2 separate regions of the Homo sapiens genome follow, and region 1 is linked to region 2. The links are chromatin contacts, found by Hi-C or POLR2A ChIA-PET in ENCODE. All regions are on one chromosome and are shown on one strand. Each heading gives the region's core, a stretch centred on a gene start or an enhancer-like site at or near the end of the contact. The rest is flanking DNA. Distances are from core to core; before and after follow the strand shown.

What was found. A loop is a pair of places that touch in the nucleus more often than their neighbours do. ChIA-PET counts read pairs that join two places held with the same protein, here RNA polymerase II (POLR2A). Pooled maps may share reads with other maps.
Region 1: a loop to region 2 is called in a pooled map, with 6 times the contacts of the local background. The contact joins the enhancer-like site here to the promoter of MED29 in region 2. A Hi-C loop is called at or near these places in 1 of 168 maps with a recorded cell type or tissue (naive thymus-derived CD4-positive, alpha-beta T cell) and 8 of 50 pooled maps. POLR2A ChIA-PET finds 5 or more read pairs at or near these places in 1 of 52 experiments (activated naive CD4-positive, alpha-beta T cell).

Annotation. Positions count from the first base shown.
Region 1 is chr19:41,551,772-41,556,453 of GRCh38, forward strand. It overlaps a transcript of CEACAM21 not described here. Among named protein-coding and RNA genes, the nearest start is that of LINC01480, 19 kb to the left of the region's middle. Within about 2 kb of position 1,435, at least 5 of the 41 ENCODE cell types and tissues checked have a DNase peak (open chromatin) inside an H3K27ac peak, as active enhancers do.
Region 2 is chr19:39,389,684-39,394,665 of GRCh38, forward strand. MED29 (mediator complex subunit 29) reads left to right here and starts at 1,695. Exons shown (of 4, transcript NM_017592.4): 1 at 1,695-1,955; 2 at 2,781-2,839; 3 at 3,870-3,954. The coding sequence starts at 1,740. PAF1 (PAF1 component of Paf1/RNA polymerase II complex) reads right to left here and starts at 1,423. Exons shown (of 14, transcript NM_019088.4): 1 at 1,135-1,423; 2 at 577-606; 3 at 386-478; 4 at 1-78. The coding sequence starts at 1,181. It also overlaps a transcript of SAMD4B not described here. RefSeq lists a silencer at 81-212 and an enhancer at 1,750-2,039.

The DNA.
Region 1 (4,682 bases), core at 185-2,684, 2.2 Mb after region 2:
GTATGAAAATGGCCTCCTTGAAGACGGTGTTCCCTGAGTACCTAGAACCCAAAACCGGTCAGTTGGGGAGGAAGCCTTCAAGGGCCACATTTTGGCTGGGAAGGAGGACAGTGAAGCTCTACCGCCAGGCAGGAAGCCCAGCCAGTGTGTTCCCAGACCAAACTCAGGGTCTGGCTGCTATTTCTCACGGCCCAATAACGAGATGCAGATAAACTGGGGAGGAAGAGAGTTTTTTATTTCTGGAACCGGTTACAGAGAGAAGGCCCAGAAAATATCTCCAGACCAACTGTAAATTACAAGGTTTTCCAGAGCTTATATATTTTCTAAGATGTATGTCTACGTGTCAGTGTGCATTTATCTAAAGATATAAGTGATTAACTTCTTTTAATCTGTAACTCTAGTCTAAGTCTTGGAGACCTTTCTCTGGAGCCTCAGTACATTTACTTAAATCTAAATGAGTCCAGGTGCTGGGGCTATTACCCTGACCTTGTCTCCTGCTCAATCACAGAGGTTTGGGGGGGGTTCCTTTAGACCCCCAATGAACTTGTTTGTGGAGGCCTGGCGAGTTTCTTCAGACCCCCAATTAAATTTGTTTAATCCTAAACAGGTCTGGTTAAGAATTCCTTCTTTGTTTTGTCATGCTGTAAGGCCCAGGAAAGGCCTAGGTAAAACCCTTGGTGGGCTTTTGTTACATTCTAGCCTTTGTAGAAAGGCGCTGGCACTTTCAGCTTTTGATACTGAACTTAACCACTCAGTCAGTACTGAAGTAGTTGTGATGGGGACCTCCATTAGTGAAATCTGGCCTGCCACAATCCCCACTGTCAATTTGCGCATGATTTCTATCATGCTTGTATATTTATTTATCACAAGAATCATAGGGAGATGGAGCATTGTAATCTTTCTGGCTACTTCCTGCTGAGAGGGGGTCATCGTTATGGGGCACCGAATGCAGCACTGGAGTGGAAAAAGTCGATTTGTTCCCAGTAGCACTCTCTGTTTCGGGGGTGTAGAGGCAGCACCTGCTAAAACATAATAGTAGGCAACAGCAACACATATAAATAGGTTGCTGCTACTTCCTTCAGAAGTTTCGGTTGTCTAGTCTTCAGTTCACAGGGCTTTAAGAAAGCACAGCTTAGGTTTCAGTGATTTCCAATTAAGAAAAATGGGGAAAAAGGGAAAGAAAAAGGAAACAAATGAAAAGATTATTTAGGAGACTTGTAGCCAGAGAAATACGAATTTAACCCAAACTGTAGAAAATAATAAAAACTGAATGCCAGACTAGAATTTAAAAACAGGTGTACTATAGTTTCCAAAAGTTTTTGAAACATAACTTCCCTCTCTCCAGTTACCCTTTTTTGTTGTTGTTGTTGAGATGGAGTCTTGCTCTGTCACCCAGGCTGTCGTGAAGTGGCACGATCTTGACTCACTGTAACCTCCGCTTCCCTGCCTCAGCCCCTTGAGTAGCTGGGATTACAGGCACCCGCCATCATGCCCGGCTCATTTTTGTATTTTTGTAGAGATGGGGTTTCACCGTGTTGGCCAGGCTGGTCTTGAACTCCTGACCTCAGATGATCTGCCCACCTCAGCCTCCCAAAGTGCTGGGATTACAGGAGTGAGCCACTGCACCCGACCCCAGTTTCCCGTTTTTACTAAAGACAAATTACGACAGGACCAATTTGCTTTATTATGCTTTGCCACTTTATTTGTACGAGGTGCAGCAAGAATAATTATTTTTCACATAGGCTTTTAAAATTGGTTTTAATGGGACTTTGTTTTATAGAAGGAATCTGAGATAAGACTTTTTAAAGCTGAGCCCCTGCCATGGATTTCTACCATCAAATACATATGGTTGGGTGAATTCCTGTCCTCTTGAAGTTTCAAGATAACTTGGGATTCCTGACCTGTCAGAATGTGACATTCTTTTCTTCCCACAGATCAGTAACCCTGTACAGGGACTGTGTTCACAGGATATAAGGTCAGTTTTCCAAAGGCTTTATTAGCTCCACAAGTCAAGTTTGATTCCTTAAAGGAAAGCACAGCATTCTGGTCAAAACCTTGGTAAAATAACCAGTTTTTCAAATTGTGTCCTGTTACCAAAGAAAACACATTCTTATTGCACTTATGCAAATAACTATATTGCCATAAATTAAGAATACCCACAAATAGTTTCCAAATTCTGGGGAAATCGGGTAGAGAGAAACAAATAATGCTCCAAATGGTGTTCATAGGAGTATATTTTGATTAATCGTTAAAAGCTGTCAATAGCTCAAAAGAAAATTTGCCTTGACTCTGAAAAGCAAAACAAAGGATCAGCAACGTTTTAAGCAAAAAGTCAAAAAGATCACTTCAGCCTCCTATTAGTTCACTTCATGCAGTTAATTCCTGTCCTGCTTGATATCAATGAACATTTTAGCTCTCCAAGTGTCCCGAACATTTTTCCTCTCTTCTGATGTCACAATCTCCAAAGTTATCAAAATTTGCATTTAAGAGCACCTGTTAGGGCTTTATAGCTGATTATAAAATTACCTTCTAAAGAGGGCCAAAACAAGGTAACATGTGTATATGGGTGACTGAACGTTTTAGGGTAGTCATAGTCAAAGACACAATTGACAAGGAAATCTGTTACCTCTGTGGCCCACAATAATTTAACATGACAATTATAATTATGACTGATAATGTACACTGAGATATAGCAGAATTATAGGAGTCTCCCATAACTTTGGAACCCTCATCAATAACATATTTATAGAAATATAGCCCAAAGAAAGCTAAAAATCATTTTATATTTCACAATGCTTCCTGTATGATTTTTGTACCAAATAAGCCAAATTTCACCTTTACATTAGTGTACTATTAATGTTAAACCTAATTCTTAATAAAACCTGATAGACATATTTACCCAATTTTAATGTTTGACCATAAGGTAACATTTTTATAGACTTTCTATAACCCTTTACAATTTTTGTTAAAGAGCAGGTTAGTGCTCTAAGAGAAACCCATTGTGTTTTTATTTCAATGCTCAATTTACAGAAATGCTGAATTATACCCCTTCAACTTTAGTCAATATGTTTACACACAAAAATATTTTAATTAATTTTTTCATAAACCTTTCACAACTTGCTTAAACATTTAGCTTTATTTTATCCAACTTAAAGCAATTCTTTAACCTTTTAATCTAGGCAAAAAAAATCCATCTTCTCATAAGAGCTTTAGAGACTCTTAGGCTTCTTTACTAGGACAGCTGAGCTCTAAAGCATGTGAACTTCACCCACCACAACTGTTTGCTCCATCTCAAGCTCAGAACCCTGCCCTGTCTGCCTAACCACAAGTGAGTATTTCCTGCCTTGATTTCCTGACATTTCTATATTTAATTCAGCTTGTTAAGTTCCAAGAAATCCCCTGGCAATTTTTATTATTGACCTCTTCTTCTTTGCACAGGTATCCAACCCAGTATCTACAAATAAATGCTTCACTCATCTACTCCTTTCATGAAACATTGCAAATCTTTTTCTTACTAGTGCTTGGGCTTGCTTTTTTTTTTTTTTTTTTTTCTTTGCAAGGAAACATATAGATGAGCCTCAAGAGATTTAGAAATCTTTTCAGAGTAACCAGCTGAATGTCAGAAAGTCATATTTGGAGGCCAATCTAGTTAGATTAGATAAATAGTTTTTAATTTTAACAAACTGTCTTCCTTTTCTAACTGGACCTCTGATCTCACAGAAGCCAACAAAGTATTTGCAGTTTATAGGATCTAATTTTAAAATATGTGAAGAGTAGGCACATCTGGAAGGCAGGGCATCTAGATCTTTGAAAATCAAAAATCCCGAATTTCACATTGAATCTGAGGTCTCTAAAAGAAGGGACATGCCACAAGACCAAGCCACACAATTTTTCCACACTGCACAATGCTGTAGAAACATGTCTTCAAGGCTAGTAGCACAGCAACAATCAGCCCACTTTTAATCAGACCATCCCCAAAGGAAATCATATTCATTGGTGGTGTTTTCACAGCCTTTAAACTGTGTCCAAACTGCACCTTTCTCATCTAAACTTGCAAAGAAACAAGGAGCCCCCTGCAATCACAACCATTTATTGCAACGGCTCTCAGCCATCTCCAAACTGCAGCCCTCACCAGTGACCCAGCAGCCGTTGCACTCACAAAGGACGTGTCTCTCACAGTACAAAGTAATGCCTGGTACTCACAAAACCAAAGCAATCAGCCAAGATGAAATAAAAGAGAGCAGAGCTGCAGACCTGGAGGAGCCTGTCCCTGACTCTGGACTCCACAAGGAGAACAGGAGACCCCCAAAAGGGGTGAGTGGGATCTTTTTGTGTATTTCTCAAGGAATTTCAGAGTCACTTAAAATTCCCTCTAGATCCCTTCATGTGATACCAAAGATGCCAAAAGGAAGGTAAAGAAGGGAAAAGAAGAAGTACATGGGAGAGGAATTCCTTTTAAAAAGAAGTGAGCAGAGGAACCAAGCACCTATTTGTTTTAATTCAAAATCTAATTTTATTTTGTCAAAATTTCAACTCTTATTATAGATTCAGGGGGTACATGTGCAGGGTAGTTACATGGGTATATTGTACCAAGCAATTAATTTCTAAAACGGAGTTTCACTCAAATCCAAATATTTTTCAAAACAGGAGGCAAAAGAGAAAATCCAGAAAGACTGTATGTA
Region 2 (4,982 bases), core at 445-2,944:
GTGACCCCCAGGTCTGGCTCAGTCAGGAGGTCATGTTTGTGCTGTTTCTCCAAGGAAGTGGCTTTGTACTGGACGAACCTGGGTGGGGAAACACCTATTGTGGTGTTTGGATTCCAGCTTCACCCCTCACAGCCCTGCTTCCCAGAGGCGGAGCTTCTCTGGGGAGGAACTCAGAATGAAGTGTCCCCCATGGCAGAGTCTGAAAGCTGGCTCCCCAGTGGGAAGGGACTTGGACACTGCTTGCTCCATTAACAATTGAGCAGCTACTACTATGTGCTAGGGTAGGTACTGTGCTAGGCCCTGAGCAGACAGCAGCCAACGAGACAAGCAGTCCCTGCCTTCAAGGAACTCATACCTGAGTAGTTTTCCCATTCCTTAGTCTCACCTGTTCTGGTCGAAGGGGTAGGTGATGAACTTGGGGTCGAAGGGGATATCAGGGAGGCTATTGCAGTACTTGACTCGGCAGACCACTCCAGACCTAGGAACATTAGTGGCTCAAAAGTGGGCCCCCGCTGCCCCACCTCTGCTCCCAGCCCCACTGCCCCACCGCTCCTGGGAAAGCACAGTGGGGCTCACCTCTCAGGCAGAGTCCGGTGGGAATTGGGCCTAGTGGAGAAGAAAGAAACAGTGATAGGTGGAGAGGACGGGATTGACAGGAGAATGAAAAAGGCTTCCCCAACCTTTCAAAAGGTAGGAGGGGTGACAAATGCTGGTTTCTTTGGGTGGTGGTGTGGGGAGTGTCCAAATGCTTTAATGGAAGGAGACAAATGTTCAATTTATTTAGGAAGAAATGCCCCCAAAAGCTTTAATGAACAAGGCCAAGTGCTCAATCCCTTTTGCAGGAGATGGCTTCAAGTGCTTTAATAAAGAACCATGTACTCAATCGTCTTCGGAAGAGGGGTCTCCAAACGGTTGACTGGAGGGATCCCTTCTGGAGGGAGTCTCCAAAAGCCTAATCCCTGAACTGCACGGCGGGGAGGAGGGGAACACCTGAATCTCAGAAGGAACCCGCCCCCTTCGTCAAAGGTGAGCGCTTCATGACGTCACGGGCAGACCTGGGGGCTGGTGACGTTGTTCAGCAGAAACCCTCTCCCGATCCCCCGCCTTGCTGCAACAGAAAAGCGTGGCGCCTACCTGTGGCCATCCTCCCGCTGGGCCTGGGTCTGGATGGTGGGCGCCATAGCGACGAGGCGACGGCAGCCCGGACGGGGTCCTAGCGGGACCGAAGGGGGACGCAGAGGGGCGTGCCGACTTCAGGGGACGCCTGATCCGAGGAAGGCCCAGCTTGGCGCCGCTCCCCGCGGAAAGTGGGTTGAGATGAGGTGGGCGGGCGAGAAGAGCTCCAGCGAGACTCAGGTGAACGCGCAGGCAGCACCGGGGACGGACTCGAAGCTCCGGTTCCACCAACTGCCGCCAAGACGCTGAGGACCCAACGGGTCTCCTCAGGCCGCGACGCCTTCGGGGAAATGAAGTCCGGCTCGGAACCACACACGGATTGGCGAGCGTCTGGGTGAAGGGCGGAGCGAGGGAGAGAGGTGCTTCTGTGATTGGTGGAGAGATATCTCAGTCTGGACGCAGATTTGAGAGTGACGTAACGTTGGGGCACCTCCTTCCCCTCCATTGGCTTAATTGCCTAGGGGGCGGGACTAACTAGCAAACGGGGACTAGAAATAGGGATGCTGAAAAGCAACGGGGAGAGACGCAGTCGTAACGCACTTCCGGCGGTCTACGCGAGGAAGATGGCTGCATCCCAGCAGCAAGCTTCAGCGGCTTCCTCAGCTGCTGGTGTATCGGGTCCTAGTTCGGCTGGCGGCCCGGGTCCCCAGCAGCAGCCGCAACCGCCAGCACAACTGGTGGGCCCTGCCCAGAGCGGCCTCCTGCAGCAACAGCAACAGGACTTCGATCCTGTGCAGCGTTATAAGATGCTCATCCCGCAGCTGAAGGAGAGTCTACAGGTGATTGGCCTTAAGCAGCGAGAAGCAAACTGGATTTGGTAGTCTAGAGGGGCAGGCCGAGGGCCAGGTTAGTCGGAGAGAGCGCTAAGCAGAAAGAGGAATAGAACCTGCTGTTTTGGCCTGGCTGGTGCACGCCTGTGTTCCCAGCACTTTGGGAGGCCGAGGCGGGCGGATCACTTGAGGTCAGGAGTTCAAGACCAGCCTGGTGAAACCTCGTCTCTACTAAAAATACAAAAATTAGCCGGGCATGGTGGCGCGCGCCTGTAATTACAGCTACTCGGGAAGCTGAGGCAGGAGAATCGCTTGAACCCAGGAGGCGGAGGTTGCAGTGAGCCGACATCGTGCCATTGCACTCCAGCCTGGGCAACAGAGCGAGACTCCGTCAAAAAAATAAATAAATAAATAAATAAAACTGTTGTTTTCTGCGAGACCTAAGCGAAGCTCGGCAGAGATGGGATCAGCGCTGATGCTGAGGCTGGGACTGGCCGGAGCTTGAGTGAGGGGTTGTTTAAAGGAGAAACTGGGCTCTGGTCGTTAAAGCCTGAGGAGAGTACTGGCTTATACGGAGATTCTGCCCTTGATTGATAGGTGAGGGAGGACCCTTAGGTTATTGGCGAGAAGCTCAGGTGAGAGCGGGCCTCTGGGAGGATGGAGTGGTGACAGCTATAGGAATGGAAACGAATATTACTTTGGAAAGTCAGGAGGGAAGGTGCCAGTTGAAAAGAAAACCTGAGACTGAGTGATCTCAAGAAAGAGTGTAGATCTGCCAGAGGTATTCCCTTTTGTTTTTCCATTTCCCACGTGTTTTGTTTTTGTTTTGACTAGACCTTGATGAAGGTTGCGGCCCAAAACTTGATTCAGAACACTAACATCGACAATGGACAGTGAGTGCAGCCCCCTTTACCAGGATATTCTATTGCCTTCCCAGTCTTTGAAATTCATCTTTCCTTCTCCTGCTCCCCGCCCACCTCACCTTCTATATTTACTTTTTTTTTTTTTTTTTTTTGAGACAGGGTCTCCCTCTGTCACCCAGGCTGGACTACAGTGGCACGATCTTGGCTCATTGCAGCCTTGAACACCTGAGTTAGGAGATCCTCTTGCCTCAGCCTCCCAAGTAGCCAGGACTACAGACATGGCTACAGACTACAGATGCCTGGCTAATTTGTAAGATTTTTTTATAGAGACGGAGTCTTGCTATGTTTCCCAGGCTGGTCTCAAACTCCTGGCCTCTAGCCATCCCCTCAGCCTCACGAATCACTTCTCCTATTTTATTTTATTTTTGTTGTTGTTTTGTAGAGACAGGGTCTTGCCACGTTGTCCAGGCTGGTCTCAAACTCCTGGGTTCAAACAGTCCTTCCACCTTGGCCTCCCAAAGTGCTGGGATGACAGGCATGAACCATCATGCCCAGCCTTTTCCTTTTCTTTCTTTCTTTCTTTCTTTTCTTTTTTTTTTTTTTTTTTTTTTTTTTTTTTTTGAGACAGAGTCTTGCTCTGTCGCCCAGGCTGGAGTGCAGTGGTGTAGTCTCAGCTCACTGCAACCTCTGCCTCCCGGGTTCAAATGATTCTCCTGCCTCGGCCTCCCAAGTAGCTGGGACTACAGGCGCGTGCCAGCACATCTGGCTAATTTTTGTATTTTTAGTAGAGATGGGGTTTCACCATGTTGTCCAGGCTGGTCTTGAACTCCTGACCTCAGGTGATCTGCTCGCCTCGGACTCCCAAAGTGCTGGGATTACAGGCGTGAGCCACCGTGCCCAGCCTCCTTTTCTTTTTTTTTGAACCCCTCCGGTTTTCAACCACTACTTCAGATCTCCTGGACCTGTACCTGGTTTCCTGATGGACACTTGGTTGGGTAGATACTGGTGTCCCAAAGATTAGAAATCAATTCTTCAGACATCCTTTTTTCCTTGTCTGTAGAAAGAGCAGTGATGGACCCATACAGCGCTTTGACAAGTGCCTGGAAGAGTTCTATGCACTCTGTGACCAGCTGGAGCTGTGCCTGGTAAGAAGCCTTCTGGACACGGGGTAACAACAGCCGTGTCCCAGTCTCTGGGGTCTTCAGAAACAGTCAGTCAGTCAACTCACACTCAACTGGGGACCTCCTGTGGGCCAGACCTGTGCTTCCACCAACACTGAGGACACAGGGTTGCTCTGATCCTTGCCCTTGCAGAGCTTTCAGTTGAGTGGAATAATAAGCACACCCCTAAACAGTGACAGCTCAGAGTGGTCAGTGCTGTGATGGGAGAAGCCTAGGCCAGAGTGGTTAGGGTTATGATTGAGGAGGCACAGGCAGAGGGATCAGGGCTGGGATGGGGAAATCTCAGTGTGGAAGCCCAGGGTGGGGATAGGGAGAGAGTGGCTTAGGGAAGGCTACTGCTAGACAGCACATCTGACCAAGTCTGAAACAAAGAAGAGAAGAGGGGCAGGAGTTGAGAGGAGGGTAAGTGACTAAGAATACAGCCTCTGGAGTCAGATGCACCATCAATCTCTACCTCTGACCTCTGGGTTCCTCCTTAGGAAAACGGAGTTTCCAGGAAAACTTAGATTATGCGTGTAAACTGCTTAACATGATACCAGGCATATGGCAAATGTGTACTGTAGTATCATCATTATTTTGGACTGGTTTTTTTGGTGGGGGGGTGTGGGGGAGGACAGTCTCACCATCACCCAGGCTGGAGTGCAGTGGCACGATCTAGGCTCACTGCAATCTCCTCCTCCCAGTTTCAAGCGATTCTGGTGCCTCAGCCTCCCAAGTAACTGGGACTATAGGCATACCACGCCTGGCTAATTTTTGTATTTTTAGTAGAGATGGGGTTTCACCATTTTGGCCAGGCTGGTCTTGAACTCCTGGCCTCAAGTGATCCACCCGCCTCAGTCTCCTAAAGTGCTAGGATTACAAGCATGAGCCACTGCACCCGGCCTTTTTTTTTTTTTTTTTTTTTTTTTTGAGACAGAGTCTCACTCTGTCGCCAGGCTAGAGTACAGTGGCGCGACTTCAGCTCACTGCAACCTTGGCCTCCCAGGTTCAAG